Regions from separate parts of the Homo sapiens genome. Here region 2 is linked to region 1. Evidence: chromatin contacts called from ENCODE Hi-C or POLR2A ChIA-PET data. All regions are on one chromosome and are shown on one strand. Each heading gives the region's core, a stretch centred on a gene start or an enhancer-like site at or near the end of the contact. The rest is flanking DNA. Distances are from core to core; before and after follow the strand shown. Region 1 has its middle 110 kb from the start of LINC01808. Region 2 has its middle 140 kb from the start of LINC01808.

The links. Hi-C counts contacts between places; a loop is a spot of excess contacts on that map. ChIA-PET counts read pairs that join two places held with the same protein, here RNA polymerase II (POLR2A).
Region 2: a loop to region 1 is called in a map of mammary epithelial cell, with 2.8 times the contacts of the local background. The contact joins two enhancer-like sites. A Hi-C loop is called at or near these places in 2 of 168 maps with a recorded cell type or tissue (breast epithelium and mammary epithelial cell) and 1 of 37 single-sample maps with no recorded cell type. POLR2A ChIA-PET finds 5 or more read pairs at or near these places in 2 of 52 experiments (BJ and Caco-2).

Annotation. Positions count from the first base shown.
Region 1 is chr2:19,575,158-19,577,857 of GRCh38, reverse strand. No RefSeq gene overlaps it. Among named protein-coding and RNA genes, the nearest start is that of LINC01808, 110 kb to the right of the region's middle. RefSeq lists an enhancer at 1,401-2,700. Within about 2 kb of position 1,282, at least 3 of the 41 ENCODE cell types and tissues checked have a DNase peak (open chromatin) inside an H3K27ac peak, as active enhancers do; they include mammary epithelial cell, where a contact is called at or near this core.
Region 2 is chr2:19,610,591-19,613,290 of GRCh38, reverse strand. No RefSeq gene overlaps it. Among named protein-coding and RNA genes, the nearest start is that of LINC01808, 140 kb to the right of the region's middle. Within about 2 kb of position 1,315, at least 4 of the 41 ENCODE cell types and tissues checked have a DNase peak (open chromatin) inside an H3K27ac peak, as active enhancers do; they include mammary epithelial cell, where a contact is called at or near this core.

The sequences.
Region 1 (2,700 bases), core at 33-2,532:
TGAATAGATGACAAAACCACGGGCTAGTAGAGGCTAAACAAATAATTCATGAGCCAGTATTAGAAGGTGGGATCCCTGAGTCTGGAACCAATGCTACTTACTGACATGGTCTCTTTAGTCCTTACTTTCCTATTTTGGAGGTTATTTTATTTTATTTTGACATTGCTACTTATGCATTATCCATATGTTTATTTACCAGTATTTATTCATTCCAGCCTGCATCATCCTGCCATCCTTTCAGGCATTTTTGGGTTATCTCATCAGTTTTAAGTCTGGAAGCGCTCAGAGGATGTGGAAAACCTCAACTAGTTGCTTAAAAAGAAGGAAAATTGTGAGAATAAATCTGCTGCCAATATGATCACAAAATGCATGATAAACCAACAGAAATGGTTCTGAAGGTTAACTCTTAGTTTAAGTTTTCTGGAGTAAAGTCATCTCCATCTGCATGACTAATTGAGAGCTGGAAATGTTTTCGTTTGTTCAATCATGGTGAGCATCAACTATGGTCCAGATGCTAAGTTCTTCCTTCTTTCCTCATCTAGGTGAGAGGCTGCATGTTTTTAAGCCCAGCAGTCTTAGTTATGGAGGTTATAGACTTGAATTCTAGCCCTTTTGTCACCAAGACCTTTTAACATCTGTGTTGCAGTGGGACCAATCTAATACTTGCACCTCCTACCTTACTGTGACAAGAAAATAAAATGTTGTCAAAAGCCTTTTGCAGATTTCAGAGTGTTCCTCAAATGTAAGATGGTATTTCAGTAATGATAATGCCAAAGATAATGAAAATTGCTTGTGGGAATTGCTACTTCTCTCATGCTTCCTAAGTTTTGCATAGATGAGAAGAATACGTGCAATGAATAGAATAGTAAATGTCATTTATATAACTATGTGAAGGAATGAATTGAACAGAACTGTAAATTACCTTTTCATAGTATTTCTATTGAATCAAAAAGTTTACTAGCATAAACATTTCCTTAGCAGGTACTAAAATTAAAGGCCTTTATATAGAAAGCCTTTCACTTCTATCCATCCTTTAAAACTTGGCTCAGCTGTCACCTTCTCCAGGGAGCCTTCTGGGACTCACTCCTCCTTCTTAAGCTGGCTGGATAAAATGGCCTTTCTCTGCTGCTATAATATGTGGGCTTATTTCTACTTCTTGTCTGATGTTGTAATTACCTGCGTGTGTGCTCTCTCACCCTCTAGATTGTCTTATTCATCATTGCATCCTGAATGTCCAGTGCAATTCCTGGCGTGTTATTTTTGCCTTAGGAAATGTTTCCTGAATGCATGGCCAAACATTTACCAGTTCAAACAAGGCTTGGCTTGTAAACACAATGGAGAATGAGGTCAAGGAAATGTGGTTCACTTTTGCCATAAAGTGCTTACATATTGCACTCTCTACCACGGTGCTTCATGATTTTTTCAACCTCTTATGTGATTATCCCCCCAAAAAACCCCATGGGCTAGAAAAAGCTATAATGACTTTAGTAGTTTGAATGGTTTAATATTTTCTTAAATCAAGTGTGGCTTATTTTCATCGTAAGAAAAAAAGACAGGAAGAATCAGAAGATGTAAGGCAGGAAGAATCAGAAGATGGTCCCTTCCCCCAGAAAGTTTTCAAAAATCCTGCCTGGCCTTTGGGAGTTCCCATGAGAGTATGGAACATAAGGAATCACTATGATATAGGCATATTTGAACATTTTTAAAAAGATTAAACATGATATAGTACTGGAACTGAGCATGGGAGATTGAAGTCCTGGATTTTATGCTTTCCCTTGCTACAGGGGATGGAAAGAATATTGTTTCTCCTTAAAATGATTTATTTAAATGGGTAGGTTAGAATTCTACTTAAAACCTAGTGTCTGAATGCACCTGTTTAAGTCAGCTTCTTGTTCTCCCAGGTATTTAGGCATTGAATTTTCCCCATTAGGAGAGTGATTGACACTGTGGCCCTTACAATAACACATGATTATAACTCTGCAAATGGCAATTACATTCAATGGAAACCAGATGTTGCATGGAATTTGACTCTCTTGGTTTCTTGGTGAAGTAGATGAATTTGTAAAGTAGAAAACCACAATCATTACTCAGATGGACTGTACATGAATTAATGACATAATATCTAAATCATATATGGCTGAAAATAATGATTAACTTAAACTATCAAGATAAGCTAATGAAAAACAGACTCTTAAAAAATTAAAGATGTGTTTTCTTCAATACATATTTTATCCATGTACTAATAACAAAACCAGACTTATTTTTATGTCTCTTCAGTCTCAAGGAAGAAAAAAATATTTAAAAAGAAGCTCTTTTCGGCAGTTAACATTAGGGAGAAAGTGAACAACTATGATAGTTTTTCTTGGCTCGTGAATTTTTGGAGCGTCTGAAATCAATCTTTTAAAATTATATTGTTGTTAAGGACAGCCAGCAGTGTTTTATGCTGAATGACACAGAGACAGTATATTTTTAAGGACACATTTGGCATGCAAAATATCAGCTTGATATGCCTGCATAATGCATAACCTCTCAAATACAAGTTCTTTTCCTCTCCCCATGTCTCTCCAGAGCCTGTGCGCAAATGTGTGTGCACACACATGCATACACACACACACACACACAGACACTATGACTGCTCAGGTCAGGAAGGCAAATCAGTGTTCCACACAAATCCACACTGTCCCTTGAAAAGCTCAGCCT
Region 2 (2,700 bases), core at 66-2,565, 35 kb before region 1:
ATAGATTAGGCAAGAAAAAAACCAAGGGAACTCTCTATCATGTTATTACCTGGGTCCTGAGGCTCCTAGTCAGTCTGAATCTTTCTCTCTACATTTCAGGCTTCTTATGTTTTTGCTGTGTATACCGCCCAGGACTTTTAGCAGGAGGCACAGGGAAAACCTTCCAGCAGGAGTGAGAAACATTTTACAAGAAAAGCACCTCTATTCCATGCTCATTTGAAAGTGGAACTGTTCCCCTCCAATTTGTAGACCTTTATTATTATTATTTCTTCTGCTAATACTTTTGATATTGTGTGAAACTATGGTTGGTGATGGGGGGACATCCCTGTTTTTCTCTTGGCTTCTGAGGGACAGCCTCTCATGTGTATCCATTGAACTTCTTTTAAAGAAGTAGCCTATTTTTCTTTTGTCTTGGTTATTTCCTAAAGTCAAGAATCATTGCTGAGGCCAGGCGTGGTGGCTCATACCTATAATCCCAGCACTTTGGGAGGCCAAGGTGGGCAGATCACCTGAGGTCAGGGGTTTGAGATCAGGCTGGCCAACATGGCAAAAACTAAAAATACAAAATTACCAGCCCGGCCACCCCATCTCTACTAAAAATATAAAAATTAGCCAGATGTGGTGGCAGGTGCCTGTAATCCCAGCTACTCGGGAGGCTGAGGCAGGGAGAATTGCTTGAACCCGGGAGGCGGAGGTTGCAGTAAGCCGAGATCGTGCCACTGCACTTCAGCCTGGGTGACAGAGCGAGACTATGTCAAAAAAAAATCATTGCTGAATTGCTGTCAATTTTTTTTGGTATTTATGGAGAAAATTATGAGCACACATTTATCCCCATTTTATAGAGAACACAGCTGACACCTCAAGAAGCTGAGTGCCATGCCCAACATTACATAGCTCAGATGTATTCAAGCCGGGATTCTACCTCAGGCCTACCTGGCTTCCGAGTCCACAGATTTTACAACTTAGTATACTTGTGACACACAGAAAGGACAGTGACCAGGTGACTTTGTTGACACAGCTCAGCAGTTTATAGGTGTACAAGAGGTGATGCTGTGTGACATGATAGGCTCTGTGGTTTTCTGTCCTGCATCTGCTGAAGTTCAACATATGGCTTTTGTCATGATGCTCCTGTACAGCTTGCTTTTAATTTATCTGCTCAGGAAGTCTCAACTTTCACATAGTGTTTGGTTGCCAGTAGAAACCCATTGTGATATTATTTTCCAGCTCATCTCATCAGGGCCTGTCCAAAGTCCAGTGGTTTTCTCCACAGGTCATCTAATGTGAGTGAGTCAGAAGCCATGGCTGCTGAATCATAAATTTAGAATCCACATGGCTCCTGATTCTTTCTTTACTGTGGCCACCAGATCATCCTCCTTGCTGAGCATGACAAAGCACTAACTAGTGAATGGGAAACATATTTCAGGGAAGCTAACACGGAGGTGAAAAATAGACTTGGGCTTTCTGAAGAGAAGGTCTTATTTAATGGAATAAGCATTCTATTGGTCTCTCAGGCAATACGACAACCTTTTGGGTAGAGCTTCTCAACGGGGTGCCAGGGCATGCCAAGTTGCTACAAATGGATTACAGGTGTGTCTGAGATACTGATCCTCTTAATTCTTGGGGCAGCCGGGCAGGTTCTGGGGCTCTCCAGAGTTGTGGCCTAGTTACCTCCAGCTGTGAGCAGCTCCTTCAATTTACCCTGGAAAGCCATGAAAAAGGTATCATTTTCTATGTGCACCAAGAGGAGAAAAAGGCTGGGAGCACTGTTTGTGGAGATGTCTTCAGAGTCAGGTACCATATTGCGGAGTTGATGAGCTCCAGTTTTCTGATGCTGTGCTAAGCTCCATTTACATTAGAACTATAGTGCTTTCTTGGGGGTAGGGGCTCTTCTGATTGTAAAAACAAAGAGTAACAGAGAGTGTCACTGGTCTCTGTGAAGGTGTGAAGGGTATAGATGGTATTAACATGTCTTGTTCACCAAATCATGGAATTCTGGAATGAAGGTGGACATTAGCTGAAGCTGAGAAAGATAGTTTGATAAAAAGTTAAGAAAACTATAGTTATTTCATCCAATAAGTTTAAAAACTAAGAAATGAAAATACCTTCAAACTGAGAACATAGAAACCCAAAATCTAAAGGTCTCTATTGGTTGTTTTTTGTTTTGTTTTGTCTTGTTTTGTTTTTTTTGAGACAGAGTCTCACTCTGTTGCCCAGGCTGGAGTACTGTGATGTGATCTTGGCTCCTTGCAACCTCCGCTTCCCAGCTTCAAGCGATTGTCCTGCCTTAGCCTCTTGAGTAGCTGGGATTACTGGCACGTGCCACATCCCGGCTAATTTTATATTTTTAATAGAGATGGGGTTTCGCCATGTTGGCCAGCCTGGTCTCGAACTCCTGACCTCAGATGATCCACCCTCCTTGGCCTCCCAAAGTGCTGGGATTACAGGCGTGCGCCACTGAGCCTGGCCTTCATTGTGTTTCTAAGGGAATTAAGGGACTCGAAGGACATCCTTACCCTCTGAGGTTGCTATCAGGTAGATAACCAAATTCATTTCAGAGCTCCTGGCTCCACAGTCAAGGACACATTGTCCAGCTTACTGGAGCATCTCTACTCTTTTCAGTTCTGCTGTGTCTTGATTTCCTTTTTGAGCCCCACTGTAGCCCCTTCCTTTACCAGCTATCCCCACAGCCCTTGGGCCAGG